Linked DNA regions of Mus musculus: region 2 is linked to region 1. A link is a loop called in an ENCODE intact Hi-C map of the cell type or tissue named here. Cell type or tissue: left cerebral cortex. All regions are shown on one strand. Each heading gives the region's core, and the rest is flanking DNA. Links, peaks and the distances in the headings are about the cores only. Region 1 overlaps Tafa1 (TAFA chemokine like family member 1). Region 2 has its middle 15 kb from the start of Tafa1.

Evidence for each region. Peaks named below come from ENCODE experiments on the same cell type or tissue, not always from the same donor. Only the 100,000 strongest peaks of a DNase experiment are listed, where the experiment ranks them.
Region 2: it touches region 1 in a loop (18-fold over the local background); 2 of 42 quality-filtered maps call a loop at or near these places.

The regions. Positions count from the first base shown.
Region 1 is chr6:96,240,855-96,250,181 of GRCm38, reverse strand. All of the region lies in intron 2 of Tafa1 (TAFA chemokine like family member 1), which reads right to left. Among named protein-coding and RNA genes, the nearest start is that of Tafa1, 130 kb to the right of the region's middle. In left cerebral cortex, for the core only: no CTCF peak of the experiment used is centred there; a DNase peak (open chromatin) is centred at 5,660.
Region 2 is chr6:96,093,711-96,103,037 of GRCm38, reverse strand. It overlaps 2900060L22Rik. Among named protein-coding and RNA genes, the nearest start is that of Tafa1, 15 kb to the left of the region's middle. In left cerebral cortex, for the core only: no CTCF peak of the experiment used is centred there; DNase peaks (open chromatin) are centred at 4,619, 5,035 and 6,567; H3K27ac peaks cover 348 bases.

The DNA.
Region 1 (9,327 bases), core at 995-8,994:
AGAGGGTATACCCACACTCTGCAAACACATCACCTTTGCTTTTCACACCTTGACTACTTAATTCTGGAATACTCAGTTCAGTTCCTTAGAGTCCCATACCTCAGTCTCATCTTCAATTAAGTAGGAGAACAACACATACTAATACTTGAGTTGGCTTTATTTGAATAATTAAGATGATTGACTTAAATGATGGTATACACTTTGAGCAATGGCTGGCACCAAGTAAGTACTTGGTGAATATTTATTAATAACTGCAAGCATTTGTTTCCTTTACCATAAACTGAAGGGGAAGCATAACTTAGCACATATGGTTGCCAGGGGCTGGAGTGAGGGAACCCATCCTCAATGCTTAGCTGACTAGGGCACACGAACACTCCATGTTCTGTACAGTCAAATGACCTAATAAATTAATATCGCTGCTTTGTTTCCACTCACATTTTGGGCTGATGGCTGCCCTGTGCATGGGAGACCCCTGCACTGTCCTTCTATGATAGGAACTGGACTTCTCGGTGGCTTAATAAGGAAAAATCAAGAGCTACTTTAGTAAGATGATGGAGTTGACAGGAGAACTGAGGATGGCAGGGGCTGTGAGCAAGTGAGCAGAAAAGCGACAAGGATGTAGGCCACTGGCCAAACGCTAGTCTCAAATCTCCAAGAGTCTATTGAGAATGGACTTTCTCAAGTGCGTGCCATGACAGAGGGGAGAAGCTGAGGGTCTGATAGGAGGGCCAGGCAAACAGACTACAAAACTAAATGTCTGAGGCACCCAGATGTGAACTTGTGTCAAAGTTTATTGCCTATTAGTTAATAGAGACCCAGCTGGAAGAAAACATTCATTCAGAATGCAGCAAGAAATTAAATGAATAAGCTCTGGGGAAAGAGCCTGTTCCACTGGCCGTCAGAGGTCATGCTTTTAACCTATACAGAGTAAGTGTGGAGAATAATATGCTGCCATTATGGGTACAATCCTTTAGCTAAAAAAAGGGGAAAAATACAGCAAGAAATCTGTAAGAGAGGAAAAGGATTTTTAAAAAGGGTCTTTGGCTGTTCATTAGATAAACCAGTGAACAAAGTTTTTCTTGCCTTTTCCCACATAGAACTAATGACTTCCGGAAACTGTACAAAGGCCAAACATAAAAACTGTGGCAGAAACAGTGTCCTGATTTATTATTTCTAATTTCTATGCTGTACAAATGTGGCCAACAACTTCCTTAATTCTAGACACTTTTCTTTCATGATAATAAGATCATCTCTCAACATCTTAAATGTGTTTGGAATGTTGCTTTACCAAGGAGTTTTAAAAGCTGTTCTCTTTGCATAGGCCACAACAAATGTTTCCAATAGGTGTAACCATTAGGCAAAGCAGGTGAAACCCTACTTCATTCACAAAGAACTGGTCACTTAATTCAGAAAGAATTGACCCTGTGGATGAGATTAAATGTCTGTGTTCCAAGTCTATCATTAGATGGCTGGAAAGAGCCAAGAATACACCCATTGGAGGAATAGCTATAATACAGTCTACCTTCAAATATTTCACATGTTTCATTGATATGGCCACACATCAGAGTCAAGGGTGGTCACAGATGGCCATGACTGCAATAGCATTAGTTCTGACAGCCTTGCATATTGTTTTATGTTTGGATCCATTAGCTATGGCTACAGTCAGAGACAGAGAAGAGATTTAGAAGTGAACTTTACTACATAGCCATTCCCCAACCTACAGCGGCTCAGTGTTAACTTTTACAGCCTTATAGGATATGAAAAGGATACCCATTGAGTAGAAACTCTGCTTTGGATTGGGAATTTTAATAATGTCCTGGCTTCAAAATTTCTAGTGATGTGGAGCGTTGGTGGTGACCTGCAGTTCTCAATCACTCCTGGCATCATGGAGCTACCAAGTCCCAGTGTGCTGACACTGTTTATGGATGTGGACATTCGGTAAGTTATGGTGGCAATTTAACACCATGTATACAGTAAGCTTTGTGTAAGGTGAGTTTGCATGATGAGTGCAAGTTTTTCTGGCATGTTTGAGTTAGGTTTGAAGAAGCTATGTGGATAGACTACACTCGCCACCTAATGATGTTTCTCACTTACTATAGGTTTATGGCACTACACCCCCAACTTAAGAAGAGTCTGTATTCACAGCAACTCAACAAGGGAGGCATGCCATGTCACACAGATATACTTGGGAAAAAATAGTGGGTATGGAAGGATTAAATGTGAGAAGTCAGCTGTAAGGGACAATACACTCCATCAGATTTATTGGTTTCCTTAGGGAGTAGAGCAGGGTGAACAATTTAAGATTGACTTAATTTTTCTTTAAGTTTTCTATATACAATAGAGATGGTGCCCGGTTGCCAATCCTTGACTCTTGCATGGTAAGGGCAGAAGATTACTGTTTCTTAGATACCTGAGCCAGGTGGGGCAAGAACATCTTTGTACGAATTAGTTTGCCAATAGAAAGTCTGTTCCTGGTGCATCGTTGCTGTTTCTTCAAGCTTTTTGGTCCAGAGGTAGCAGTCACTCCTCAGCTAGGTTTTGAAAGATATCAAAACAACACAATATAGATTTTTAAAACTCTGCATGAGGGACATTTAAAAGTTTTTATGGTTTCTATTTGTTGTGTTTCAGCAAGTGAAACATCCCTAAGTTAATTTCAATAATAAGTGTGTTTAAGCAAGAAATATGCTATATGAATAGTCCCACCCTTAAGGAAATCAATATATCCTCATAGTCAACAATTTAAATTAGAGGGTCTTCCCCCAAATTCTGTGAATAGTTCTTGTCATGATGGCAGTCACCTTAGCTATATACCAGGGTCAAGTGCTCTAAGTCTCCTCCATAGAACTGTGATCTGCTCTAAAGATATATGGAAAAATCCAGGAGAAATTCTACATTAAACTTTGTAAAGTGTGCCTTTGTTCGTATTCTGTTTCAGTTGTTTTAAGGTAGTATACAAAGAAGGGGAGCCATGGTTACTTTGTCTTTCAAGATTAATATGTGCTCTGACCCACAATCTTGCCTGATATCTTTCCGAACTTTCATTATCCTGGCTTTGAGGAAGCCTTTCCAATGTGTTCTGCGAAGGTCCTTCTTTAGCATCTCTTCAACACTATCTTAAAGAGCCATGAAATCCTGGAGTGTCACAGGCTGTTCACATACACTAACAGGTAGAACCATGGTCCATATGGTGCATTCTGTCCCTCAGTATTGGGACAATAAAGCCTTATATGGGTTTTGTCAAAGTACTTTAACAAATGCATGTAATAGTAGTTACCATCAATAATAGTTAACCAGCTCGGCAAATGATGGCACTTATATCATTGTTGTGTATTGTCACCATGCCAACTCTCTAACACGGTATTATTGGGATCCTATTTTCCAATTAGGAAATGGAGTTTTCTGTGGGTTGATGAAAGATTTTATTCTTAAGCACAGGGTCAAAGATCAGAGAGGAAAAAAATATCAGGAGTTGGAATTTGACATGAAATCTAATTACAGTGACTGGTTTCCACATAGAAAGCTACGTTAAAATTCTCTTGGTGGAGAAAGTGGGGAATTAAAGGGAACTTGGAGAACAATATTTCAAATAAGGTTAATGTAAAATGTGTGGCTGGAATATATTCTTAGTAAACATATTCTTGTTTTCTTGATTTGAAATGAAGAATACTGCCTAAGCAGACAAGATAAAACAAACATATGTATCTCCTCCATGAAATACATATTAGTATGTTTAGGAATAAAACATGAGCCAGGCCTCTCTTGGCCCACCCAGCCTCACAGGCAGCAGAGAGCAAATGAGAAGTCTCATGAGAGTGAGGTGATAAAACAACAATAACAAAATTTAGGAAATGCCTTCCAAGAATTTGTTCACAGCCCAGCAGACACTTGGTTCTAACAAATGGTCGATTCTGGAACCTAGGAGCACAGAAAGTTATTTTTCCACAGCCCTGAAATTTGATTTTTTTCCTCCTTCATAAAAGAGTGGTTCTGCCAAGTTTGCTCAAAAACAAAAGGATCTTGAAAAATAAAAACAAAAAACAAAAAAACCATAAAGTCCTCTGGCTTCTGGTGACATAAAGGGCATGCCAAAGATGAGCTGCCTATCAGGCACAATGTTTAGTTCTAGTGACAGTTAAAGGGTCAGATTGGAATTGGGCTAGGCTATGAGTTTAAAAGTGATATAGAATTCAAGAGTCATGTAAGATCTTGAGAGATGACTTAGTCTACCTCTATGTCTCCAAGAATGAGTCTTCTCAATAACTATCTCTGTACTCTCAGATAATAAAATTCACCCCATTTTAGAGAACATTGGGAAGAAGGTTTTACTATGGACTTAGACCAGAAGTCATTTCTTCTATTTCCCTGTAAACCCCTAATCTTTAATCTTAGCTTAACTCAGTGCTTCACATCCTGGAGTGAGTCCCCCTCATTACAATCACCCTAGGGACATGTGACAATGCACGAAGGCCCTTTTTTGTTAAAACTGAAAAACCGAGGTTACCACTAAGTTAGCTGTTTCCAAGGATGATGAGATGCCCGAGATCGGCCTCACAACAAAGAGTCTTCTGGGCCCATAGTTAATACTTTGCAATGGTAAAGCTGGGAGGAGGGCAGACAATGTAATGTTTGTGCCATACGGGCCTAACTATACTGAGACTAAATTTCTTGTGATTCAGGAACACATTGCTTCATAACCCACTGTAGAAGTCTTTATTAGAAAAATTAATTTATTTTCATTTTATGTGTATGAGTGTTAAGCCTAAATGGATGTCTGTGCACATGTGTGCAGTACTTATGGAGGCCACAGAGAGTGATATATCCCCTGCAACTGGAGTTACATATGGTTGTAAGCCACCATAGGGGTGCTAGGAATTGAGCATGGGTCCTCTAGGAGATCAGCCAGTGCCCGTAACTGCTGAGTAATCTCTCTCACCCACAAAAAAAAAAAACCTTTGTAAATAATAATACAGACTAACCAGATAGTCTTAGTAACTGTTAAATGCTTTCAGAACAGAAATCACATATTGCTAACCCCTAACATAGGGATCTAACATAGGGAGTAACATATAAGAAATGATCAACATAATTATCTCTACATGGATATTTCACTAATCCAGTTTTATAAAAGTTTTTGTTTTTCACAGATTTCAAGCATGGGCTTGAGACTGAGTTCTGGGTTAGAACTGCGGTCCATCCCGTGTACTTAGTTCTGTTGGAGTGCCCAAGGGAGACAGCTCAAAGGGCTGCATGGTCTTCCTGAGCAGCTGCAACCAAGGACTCTGTGGTTGTAAATGGAATTCAGCATTATAATTATAGATACATGAAGATTTTGCAGATTTTTTTTTAAAAAGGGGTAATTTCCTAAGTGAATGTCAATGTGAAATTCACAAGGCTGGATTCTCCAAACTGCATTTTGCTCTGCTTTCCACGGGGCAGCCCTGTCCAGCTATGCACAGGTCCAGTTTATGGAAGAGAGCCACTTCTGGGAAGAATGTCTGAAAGTGAATGCAAGCTAGGCGATTCATGACATGGGGTATATTTAAAGTGTTCTTGGAAAGCTACCAGGCACCACCATCATAGACACAACCCATTTCTGTCTTAACAGGAACGTCTTTAGCCCATCCTGTTAGAGTAGGAGGCTTTGCCAACTTCCTTTAGACTTTAATTGATAACACACAAATCTGTTGCCACAGATGGTTAGGTGGGCAGCATCTGAAGCTGAGGTCTGGAGGAAGGCTTCCCACCCCCATGCAAATGCCAGAATGTTCAAGGCACATCAATGTACAGTGCACCATGGAAACAGAATGAAGGGAAGAGCTATGGGCACACCACTAGAAAAGAAGGCGGCTGAATGTAGAGCGTCCTTGTATGTGGAAGGTTAGAGGTTCCCAGCTTGCCTTTCTATTCCATGCAGGTGAAAATTATAGCTCTATATTTACTCACTAGTGGCTGGCATAAGACCTTGAGCAACTTATTTAAGTTTGTCAAATTTATCAGGTCCTAATTCCCCTAAAGGAGATAAATCTTTTTTTTTTTAAATTAAATTGTTTCACTAATTGCTAGTGCTTCCAAGTATATGAAACAAATCACTCACAGAGCCTACTTCTGCTCTCTCTCTCTCTCTCTCTCTCTCTCTCGCTCTCTCTCTCTCTCACTCTCACTCTCTCTCTCTCTCTCTCTCTCTCTCTCCATAATATGTCAGTAAGATCTGGTTATTATTTCAGAACCTTGGAAACCTCAGGTTCTACAGGGACTCTGTAGAGTTACATCACGGCAAAGGGCACAGTGACCCAGGTAGAAAATACCTGAGTTGGAATCACATTTACTGAACACATCTCTTTTGGTGACAGATAACCGAAAGTGGACTCCAACTACCTTAAGGAATAAGAAGGAAGATGTCTATGCATCCTTATTAAGCACAGATGAGATACCTAAACAGCTATCTCAATGAGGAAGAATTCAGCTCTCAAAATAAGTCATTACAAACTGGTCTCTATGGTTGTCTTTCTTTTGTTTGGGCTGCATTCTTCATCAAGGCTTCCTGCAGAGGCAGCTTCAAGGTCAGCCACACTTACATCCTTTGACTGTCAAGGCCAGCTGACAAAAGAGATTTCCCAAAGCCACTTGAGAAATCAGAATTTATTCTCTTTTGCTCATGCCTTGGTCATGTGTCTCCTTGTGCCATCAGAGCAAACTTTATCCAAGTTGATTGAGATGGCAAGGAATTAACCAGAAACCAGCAGGATAGATGGTCTGCCCCTTTACTCCAGGGACCCAGAAGTCCTGTCTATTCCTTCCACCTAGCAGTTGACCCATGACTTCTTTACTGACAGATCAAGAACCAATTGGAGAACAGGACAGCATCAGAACCACCCCTACAACTACTAATGTGATTGAATCCACACCTTATACTAGATGCTTTCACTGGTCATTTCACATGACTTGCTCAGGGGTAAGGAGTGCCTATCAGACACATGAGAAAACAGTGGCATAGTGAGTGTCCTGTGTTCCATAAGGGGTACTGCTAGGTTTCCGCTCTAACACTGTTTTATTTTAAGGGGTAGATTTAGTAAACACTCTATCTCTTCCTTTAACTATACAAATGCAAACCTTGGCAATAGACAATTCATGTTATTTTAACACAGAAGCCACTATACTCACACAATGCTCCTGACAACTTTGACATTGTGCCTCTACCACACCCACATGACATTCATGAAGAAGGCCATGAGTCGTGGAGAAGAAGCAGAATAGATAGATGGCAATCAGTCTTCTCTGCTGTCTTGCTGGCCACTCAAGCTCTCCTTCTTAATAAAGGTCCTTGGAACCTTCTTCCTTCCCATCACATGTTGTGGGTGGTTCCAAAACTGAGTTAATCATGGGCAGAAATCATGAGTAGGAACAGCTGGGCTGAAAAGGTATTTTTGTGAGTTCATTAAAATCATGTCCAACTCGGGGCATGCCAGTGTCACCTATCCATCATGCAACAGTTTGGCAGCCCGAGGAAGTAGGATCTTAACCAAGTACTGCTGGACACTGATCTTTGTCTTCCTTTCATTATTCTCAGACTTTAAAGCTAAGGATCTTAGAGGAAGAAGGAAAGGACAGTCTGGGTACAATGTTCTACATACTGATCCATGGTTGTGTAACTCTACAGTCATATGGAATCTAACCTAGGACACTTCAGCCATCTTTCTCTCTGCCCAGTAGACTCAGGTGACATCTACAAAAGCCTGCTGAGGTCACTCTGAGAATGAGGGCTTTTTAAGGAAGGTAGGTCAGAGTATTCATAGTTCTTGGGTGAATTCTAGGAAGCAGCATAGTAAAAGAGCTACATGTTTAGGTTTTGTGTTGCATTTAGTGGGGAAGCCCTGGAAATGAACAATATTTAATTGTCCAGAGAGGATTAGCTTGTCCTATAAGCTGGGATTAGTGGTTACACTGAGTGCTGCTGACTTTCTCTAAGCATTATTTATTTATCTATTTCTAGTGTGTGAAGAATATGTGTATTATATATGAAAGCAAGGAAACAACTTTATGAGATTGGTTTCCACCTTCTACATTTATGTGGGTTCCAGGGATGGAACTCAGGTCTCCAGTTATGGGCAGCAAATGCCTTCACCAGCTGAGCCATCTCACCAATGCCCAAATTCCATAAAGATCATCTCAAATCATTGAATGCCCTTAAAATGAGAAAGAACATCACTTGGCTAGAAAAATGCAGTAATATAATCTGGAAGGGCTTTCTGAAAGGGGAAGTGCTGTTCAGGACCACCTCTGCTAAGACTTGATCTCTTCCTTCTGAAGGTGAAGCAGGCCACAACTCTGCACAGGGATTAAGAAAAGGCACTCATCTACAAGCAAGCACAGTGGCAAATCAATGTTAGTACTCAATGCCAAGGGCTACCATCACCAGATTTCCTTCCACCTAATCTGAGTGTGGATGGCTGCTAGGACAGGCTCTCATGAGGCCACTTTTTAAGTCCTTTTTACTAGGTTTTACTCGCTGTAGTTTGACATGCAAGACTGGACCCAGGCCACAGCAATCACAGGTACATCAACTTGGATGGGACCTAGCATTGATGCAGTACATATTTAAAAATCTACATGCAACATTTCAGGTAACCCTGGCAACTCCTCCACCAGTGAAGAACTATTATCTCAACTATTATCTCACAGAGTGCCATGGAGAAACTTGACCCAGTATTGTATTATACTGGCAGTGAGCCGTGGAGCTAGTCCCAATAAAGAGCTGTGTTATTCAGTGTGATATTCTCTATTTGCCATGTTGCCCTGGTTTGAGATACAGCATTGCAGGGGTCTAGATAAGCCTGAGAAGACTTTCTATGGACTGGGATAGATTCGTATACTAGGCTCCAGACTTAATATAAGTATAAAACCCAGAGCTTGTATAATGGAATGAGCTCAACTTTTTCATGACCTCAGGGTATCCAAGCCATGGGGGAAAAAGTTGAAGCCCAATAAATCTTTTTATTCTATAAAAGGATGCAATCTAAATGTCTTGGTTACAGTAAGCAAGGCATATATTTAGTTTTTTTTTTTTTCTTTCAAGAAGGAAATGAAAAAATAAAAAAGACAACAAATGGCCACAGACTGTCTTTATCATAACAGGACTCACTGTGCCCACAGTGAATCAATATTTCCTCATAATGTAACTTGTTTCCCACTGAATTCCTGGCAGTGTCTACAGGGAAAGCAGTACTTACAGTGCATTATTACTTTGGTGTTTGGTGGGGAATTATTCATCCCCCATATATTATTGAAACTGTGTTCACTTTACCGAGTCTATTCCCAACTCTAACT
Region 2 (9,327 bases), core at 826-8,825, 150 kb after region 1:
TCTTCTGGAAGAACTAAGAAGACATAAGAAAAGGGAATACTTGGGGGAACACAGAGGATTAACTGGCACAGACTAGATAGTATGAGAACAGAGGTTACCCAGGCTGGGGAAAGAGTTCAGACAGTGTTTACCATTGAACCATGACTACCTGAGTTCAGTCCCTCAGAATCTATGTAAGCTGGCCACGGGTGCATGCACTTATACACCCAGTGCCACAGAGAAGATAGATGGACCATGGACCAAGCACTATAACCTCCATGGTAAGTTCCATGTTAATGAGAGATCTGGTTTCAAGAAAGAAAGAGGAAGAGGGAGAGGAGGGTATTGATAGTACTTCAAAATGATATCTGAGGTTGTTCTGTGGCCTACACACATACACACACACTCACACCACTGTTGCTAGAAAATGTTCTCTTTCTATACTGGTGAATGTGGGACCCAATACCGCACTAGTTGTTAAGCTCTTGAAATGTGGCTAGTACAGCTATGGAAGTCAATTTTAAATTCTATTTAATTTCATTTTAAATTTATATCTAATTTTATTTTAAATTTATTTCAACTTAGCCATGTTCAGCTAGTGGCTACTGTAACAGAAAGCATTGCTCTGGCACTCACCATCAAGGTCAGAGAAAATAAGATCTGTGCCACTGAGTAGCTGGCAAGAAGTTAGAAGGAAGATAGCAGTTGTTATAGCTTAAATGTCCTCACCAAAGCTTGTGTTGAAATAAAGTCCCCATTTGGATATATTGAGAGTTAGAATCAGGTAGGAACTATAAGAGCTTCTGCCTCCACGAATGGGTTAATCCATCCCATGGACCAATGTGTTAGTGCACTATCTTGACAGTAGGTTGTTACAAACCCAGTCTGTCTCTTGTATGTACCCCTTTCATGATGTAATAGTCTCTGACCTCTAACAGATTTGCAGATTTCCCACTAGCAAGAAGAGCTTCACAGATATAGTACCTTGACCTTGAATCAAACAGCCTCCAGAATGAGACATGCTGATTAAACCTTTATTCTTTATAAATTACCCAGTCTACTGTGTTCAGTTATAGGAGCAGCAAGTAGACAAAGACATCAATCTTCTGAGATGCTAATGACACAAAAGAAGGATGTAGGCTGTATACGATGGTTGCCATTTGCAGGAAAAAAAGAGAGAGGAAAAAATAAACACTGAAACAATCCAAACAAGAAAAGAGTAAAGATGTATGGTTTCTTAGTGTTTGACAGGCCACAAGTGAGCTTGTGTCCAGGTGAGTTTGCTTCTACAATTCCATTGTACCATTGAAGGCCTAGCTGTTGCCTTTCTAATTTTCTCTTTGCCTTTCAGGATATCTGTTCCAAGACAATCTTCTCATCATAGATGTGGCAGGACAGCTAACAGGTGTCTGGGCTCTGTGCATCCTCATCTATGATGTGAGTTTTGAGTGAGACCAACTATGACAGATAATCCCAGGTAATTCACCAGCTTCCAGTTTGCTGCCTGCTATTGTTGGCATAGCTTGTGTTTTCCTCGACCTTGCTGGTGGAGAGTAGAGCTGTGCTTTTCAAAAAAGCCACCATTAGTTGGCCTTGGCACTTAAATCTATACAGGTGATGGCACCTGTGAGCTCTGCCACATGAGCAAGGACATCTCCTTTTTAACTTATATTTAAAAAAAAAAAATCACTTCATGTCTCTTGAGCCTAGTTTGAGTCAGTATGCCTCCTTGGACTGCTCTCTGGACCAAGAGGAAAGATCACAGTGCTAGGCTTAGAGATAAATAATGTCCCACCCCCACCCTAAGCTAAGAGAGAGAGAGAGAGAGAGAGAGAGAGAGAGAGAGAGAGAATAAGGGAGGTGGCACATGGGAGACATTAGAATAACAATGAGAAATGGGAACAGATATTGAAGAGATGATCCATTTATGATCAAAACTGTACTTTTTTACAGTTTTATATACTTATAATTTTCCTACTTACAAAAATACATAGTCATGTTTTCCTCTCTTTGCTATCTCATGTTAGAATTTTTTTTTAGTTTTACTGTGATATTTGTGTACATATATATGATGAATCTCCCCCAACTGCTCTCCCCCATACAGCCTCCCCCCTACTTGTTGGTGCTGTTCCTGCCCCTAAGTAGTCTTTTTTTTTTCCTGAGTTCATGTCGCACATGCACATCAATTTAGAAAGGTAGAAAACTCAAGATCTAAATAGAGAATTTGAAGTCATCTCTGATGCACCACCACAAGGTTTGCAGCACTCACATGCAAGTGTGCATGTACCTAGCACTTCTCTGAGCATACATATCCATTGGATTTCTTACTTTTCTAAATACTGAACTGTCAACATTTTCTGTACTGAGCCAAGTATGGTGACTCCTTCCTAGAATACTAGCACTTGGGCGCAAAGGCAAGAGGATACTATCAATCCTAGGGTCGGCCTGAAATATGTAGTAGTGTGTCAGGCGTACACAGTGAGACCCTTTCTTGACAAAAGTAAGAAACACTTCAAATATGTCTTGCAATTTTCACCCCCTCTGGATATTACATTTTCCAAATCAGTAATTCTCCCTTCAATGGTGTCTTTATCAACATAAAATACTTTTCTTTTTCTGAATAGTCCATATATGTTGGTCATCTCTAATGTGGTTGCTCCTATTTTGGTGAGATAGAGCCCAAAAAGGACAATGTTTCTCTATGGGATCCTACCTGGTAGGAAAGACTCCATCTCCTTTTCCTTCTAGGGAAGCAATCCTCTTAACTTTTCTTAACTCCCTGTGTTCGTGTAAGTTTTATTTTAAAATTTCTAAGTTTTCTTTCGATATTAATATGTCTGATTAACTATTCTCTTTGGTCTGGTTTTCATTTCAATTCTAGGAACTAAGGAATTTCCAGTAATAGGACAATTTTTGTAAAATGTGTATTTTAGCCAAGGTCTCATACCTGCTAGAGAAACACACCTCTGCTGACCCCCACTACCAGCACCTTCCCTGAGTCTTCTTCCTTTTGCTTCTCTGTTGTTGACCTGGTCAGTAAGACAGTATGACAGAAATGACCAAATTGCTCTGGAGCCCGACTACACTGTTCTCAGCTCCACCTGGGTGGGTGTACCTTCTGAGGCTATGCACAGGATCACTGGAAGATGCTTATCAGCAGGGCTGATGTACTGTTAGCTTTGATCAAGTTTTTTGTTTGTTTGTTTTGTTTTGTTTTACTTATTTTTATACTGTAAGATTTTTTTCCTCAGACTTTTAAGATGTTTTCATACTTCCTTTGCAAATTCAACTGTATTTGAAACATCCACAAGAGCCCCCTCCTCTATTCATCCATTGCCCCATCCACTTTACGGGTTTTAACTCAAATTCTCTAGACTTGGTACTGGTAGATCATTTCCCATGGAGTCTCACCTGGCTCCCCACTCTACCTAGCCTCTGATCCTTTCTATCCCTGAGAGTCAGTGTTGCTTCCGTTTGCAGTAGTGTCTACTGCTCTGTGTCCTGAGTCTGCTGCTCAAATCCATACCATCCGGGAAAGCTCAGTGGCTTTCAGCCCGTCAAATGTATCACATTCTTCTTGATTCGAAGCTTTTATCCATTCTCTTGCCTTTCTATCATCCTGTTCTTTACCCACATTGGTTTTGCGCACCCTGGGTACAGACTTTCTCTGATGCCATCACTCCTTGCATTACCTTCCCAAAATGCACAGTGTATAATGATGTCTGAGGTAGGATCCTATTTGTTTTGAGACAATTATCCTATTGGGTAGCACTGACTGGTTTGAATCTCCCTGTCCCTGCCTCCTAGATGTTGGGAGTGTAGGAAGTGCCACCAAGCACAGTTATACTTGATTATTTTAAAAATCAAAGATCTTGGGCTGGAGAGATAGTTCAGTGGTTAAGAGCATTGACTGCACTTCCAGTGGTCCTGAGTTCAATTCCCAGCACCCACATGATGGCTTACAACATCTGTTATGGGATCCCCTGCCCTCTTCTGGTGCGTCTGAAGACAGCTACAGCGTACTCACATACAAAAATAAACAAATCTTTAAAAACAAAATACCCACAAACTGTGTGATCTAGAATGAAATGACATTCATTCATATTCACAATCTAATATCATTTTCTTCCTCCCTAACCATCTGCTGCTCATCACTGTCCATTCACCCTTTCCTTCTGCCATTAATTTATTTAAGTACCCATTCATTCAGCAATCTACAGAGACCTGAACTCAAGAACTCATGAAAAGATGGTAGATCATCCCACCCAGGTTCTTTACCTCAAATGCTTTCCAAATTCAGGGCTTTGGTAAAATCTGAAAGCCCCCTGTTCTGATCATTACTGTTTGTTTGCTGTCTGGCAAGATACCTGGTCCATAGTGGGTACTCAATCAATATTTATAGAAAATATGAATAAATGAATGTGTGAATGAATGAACAAACTCTGTCACTTCTCACTTATTCATGTTTGAGATGTTTTATAAATTCTTAGCAAGATGTTAAGTGAGTGGTTGGCAGTGGGCTGAGCGGGAGGAGGCTGGGAAGAGATTCAGATGATGTGTCTGTGTGAGCATGGGTGTCTGTGTGGGATGCTGAGACTCAGCGTGCCTAAAAGGGCCTCTCTCACCACATCCCAGCACCAGAAGGAAGTGCTCTTCGCCTCCTTTCTCGTTTTCTCTTTCCTATCCTTTCATTTCTTTCTTCTCACACAACATATTGACAGTGGGCCTCCTTCCCCACTCTTGGTCTCCACCCTCACATACAGCGTTTTTTATACTGTAATGGAGAATGTGTGGCACTTGTAATGGTGCCAGTTCAGACAAGAGAACCTAGCCGTTACTAGTTTAGAGCAAAGGGAAAGAGTATTGTAAAAGGAAGTCGAGGAAACCTTGGGCTCTGTTCAAAAGGAAGAAATGCCCCTACTTATATTCCTTAAGCCAGAGGTTTGGCAGTGAATCCCAGTAAGGGATGATGTATTTATGCATCCATGCCCCGAGACCCTACCCCGAGATCCATCAAATTAGCATCTCTGGATGATAGACTCTGGCAATGGTATTTTTCACAGTTCCCTAGTTAGTTCCAATATGCAGCCAAGTTTGAAAACCACTGTGCTAAAACAAAAACTTATTTTGGTAGATTTTGTGTCACTATGGCAACACCAGAAATACCTGCAATTTCTTAATTAGTTGCCAACTAAAAAATACATTTGCTATGTTTAACAGATGTAAGGTTAGTCCAATGTAGGTATATTTACTGAGTGCTTACTATGTGCTTTGTATGGTAATAGCTATCATATGAAACTTTTACTTCATTGTCATGGTTACACACACACACACAAACACCCTAGCTCTTATTTAAATTCACAGAGTAGATGAAGAGTAAGTGTTCCAAGGAGTGTCTATCAGATTTCAATGTTGCTTGCTCTAAATATATCTCTTGTCTTGGTTTTCACTCATGTTAATCCAACTTCTCTGTTGAGCTGGCTGTAATTTTAGTAGTCTTTCCTATGATACACAGAAGATCCATTTCCTGGTCATCATTAGAGGTGGGAAGCAAAGTCATTTTGGGCCAGCCAAGGTATGTGAACATCTTTTGGAAAGTTGCCTTTCTCTCACCCAAGACATAATTTTCCCTTTGTATCCAAACATGAGAGGCATGTCACTACCATGTCACCAACAGTCCTTTCGAAGGAGGGCTTAAGGTGAGAACAATACTAGGAAATGACAATGAATACATGAGGTAGGAAAGTCCTTTGTTTAGGAAAACCAAGCCCAGTGCACACTCGGCCCCAGATTCTCTTTACTAGAGATTAAGGCGGTTAGACTTGGGATATTGATCCTCACCTTCTCTTGTGGTTGGACACCAAACTGCCTATTCTGGCTGGCCCATGAGCTTCCAGGGATTCTCAGGTCTCCGCCTTCCAACTCACTGCAGGAGTGCTAAAGATGACAGATGCGTGACATCACATCTGGCTTTATGTGGATTCCAAACATTTAAACTCTGGTACTTGCATCTGTACAACAATCTCTTTACGCACTGAAGCATCTTTTCAGCCCCTGAACGCTCATTTTAATAATAAATTAGGATCCAAACGTCTGAAGTGATTTATGCCAGGCAACACAGTTTACCTGTCCTGCATTACGTAAAGCTGGGCTTTGCTCTCAGGACTTTCTCCTGCCTCCCCATTGCTCCTCCCACCAAGCTCTAGAATCATCTTCATTGAGAATATTTGCCATACTTTTCCCATGTGCTAAGTAAGTTGTAATGACCATAGTCTTTGAAATGCCTTAGATTTCCTTGGAAGAAACTCTCTAGAAATATATTCTCAGTCCTCTTTCAAAAGACGTACCCCAAACCTATGGATACAATTTGATTTTCAGATGTAGGCATCATGAAATAATATGTAAAGCTGTTGAAAATACAGATCACACAGCTCACCCCCAACCAAGAAAAACATTAAAAATTCTACCCAGCTCAGCTGCTTCGGTACACTTTTACACTACACATGATGTTGCTGAATATATAAAATACTTGGAACTAAATTTAAAACTGCCCCCCCTCCCCTTGATTAACCAGATTGTCCCCTCCCCTATATATAGGAACGCTATGTGCCTGAGCCCACTTGCCATCTGTCATCATATTTTCCAAACTTCTCTTCCACCCCCTCCTCTTACACAATTTTATCACATAAAAATATTAGATTTCAGGGATTTGTATAATTTCATGAAATTTTCTGAGCCAAGTGACAATGGAGGAAGGGCTGGTATATGAAATTGCCCAACGTGTATCCACAGCAATCATGATACCCTCTAGCAGAACTTGCGTGGCCAAGAATAGCAAGTCAGTTTTCCCCCAGTGTAACATTTCCTATTAGTAAAATTTTCGAGTATTTCCCACATTACAAAGTAGAATTCAGATAATTTTCAGAGGTTTCTGACTCTTATAGCATTATAATGCTTTATTACCCTTGGAGATGTTTAGTGACTTTTCCTACATCATTGGGAGAATGTTCACAAGTCAACTAGAGATTGGTCACTTTGTGTGCCCTTTCATGGTTGGAGATACGAGTTTTACCCAGATAAATACATGCTGCCTCTAAGCCTAGATCCTTCTACTGGAGACCTAAGAGTCTACCTTGGAAGCTTCATTTCTGTTTCTCACAGGCAACCATGAGACGTTCCATCCAATACTTCTGTTCCTGAGCCCCAGGAAATCAATGAGAAGTGTTGATGGAGGTTAGCTCTTAAGTATAAAACTTAAGGTGAATGGTTCTCTTACAAAGTTCTCTCCTATCTCTCTGTAAGCTTTTTGAAGAGTTTTGTAATGAGTATCCTAACATGACTACTAAGCAGCCTACTCCCTCCCCTCTGTCTCTGGGTTAGTGCTCAAAGCCCATTGACCACAGTGCTCTAAAATAGTCATGATTGAAGGGAAAGTCACATGACTCATGCTTGTCCAATTAGGAATTTCCATGTACTGTCACCAGATAATGGTCCAAATGTGCAAACAAGACCAAAGAATTCCCTTAAGGAGAGTCCAATTGAATTTCTGAGGCTACTAGTAGCTTTGTTTGTTTTTTATGTAAATATCTATCTATGATTGCTGAAAATATTAGCAGACCCACAGGTAAAGGAAAAAACTAGAATAGGCACCACAATGGTTACCACACAGTTTGCTGCCCCCTGCAGTGCTCTTAGGAAACCTGTTTTCTTTTACACACATACACACAGAGCCAGGGAGAGAGAGAGGGAGGGAGAGAGAGGGAGAGAGAGAGAGAGAGAGAGAGAGAGAGAGAGAGAGAGAGAGAGAGAGAGAGAGAGAGAGAGAAGTGGAGGATATAGGAGGTTTTTTTATGTGTACATATATGGTTTGTGTACCATGTGTGTGTAATGCCCACAATAGCCAGAAGAAGGCATTGGCTCCTTGGAATAAGAGTTATGGGTGGTTGTGAATTGCCTAGTATAGGTACTGGGAATCAAAACTTAGTTCCATGGAATAGCAGCAAGTGTCCTTAACCACTGACCCATCTCTCCATCCCCAAGATTTGGGTTAAGAAAGGAGTTTACATACTTCTTGTTAGCTATAACAAATCCTATAGCCTGCCTAACCAAGAACTGGAGGAATATGCTTAGAAGGAAAAAAGTTGGAAATAATTAGACAATATCCTGAATAGTCACCCAAAGGATTATTATTGGGTCTCAGGATTCACAGGAGGAAGTACAGTGTGAAAGGATAGCAGGCACCCTGAGAGCCTGTCACTCCGAAGTCTAAGTTGAATCAAAGTGAGCATGACTCTAAATACCAAGCTCCTTTATGTCCTACCATGGTGATATCCTTCCTAATCAGCTTTGCATTGGATCAAATGGCATGCCATGGTTGAATGGAATTCTAGGTTCCATGAGAGAGGACCAAGTAAGAGATTTAATACCTTTAGATTTGGTGAGCTGGGAAGTGAGAATCCACTTTGCCTTCTTAATAAAATACATTTGCATAATATTACAGTGCTTAAGAGTAGTATGGGTGATAGTCTTTAGATAGATTTGAGTTCAGGATATGATAATATAAGACAAATAAAAGGAATAAGGGAAGGAAGGAAGGAAGGAAGGGAGGGAGGGAGGGAGGGAAGAAAGGAAGAGGGAGAAAGGAAGAATAAAAGAAAAGAACCAAGAAAGGGAGAAGGGGAGGGAGGAAAAAAGGAAGGAAGAGACAGAGACATGGGAGAGGGAGGGAGGAGGGAGGAAGAAAATGGGATGGAAAGAGATGGGGAAATAAGTAGTTGGATTCAGAGTTTATACAGAGACCTTCCCTATTCTTGAATACCCTAAGTATAATTCTTTCTTAAAAGGTTCAGGTTCAAATATTTATGAGACAGAGTTACTATTCCTTTTAGGGGCTTGTCAAGTGTAAAAGAGGAGGAAAAATCTGTTTGTGAAGGGAGTTTACAGTACACTTAAAGTTTATTTTAAAAATAAATAGGACTTGATAGATAGGACAATAAAGCACAAGCCCCATCAGTAACCTGCCTGCAGCAGTAACAGGGAGCCTCTGTAGGCTGCCAGGAGCCAGAAATAAGAATGAACACTTCTCAGCAGAAAGTTCCAGGAATACCCACAAACAAAGAGGATATCTGGGATACGGCATCTGTAAGCCAAGTGGCTCTCTGTCACATCACAGTTTGTGTGGAACACACCCACAGAGGTAGAGTCACATCTGAATCAGATGTTTCTGGCTTCCTTTGCACTGAGTCCCCATTTTTGTTCTAGGTAGAAATGATGATGCCATTTACAAGTTAGGGAGGGATCTTTTAGAAAAATAGAAAGCCAGGGGGAGATTCAACTTTGTAACACCTG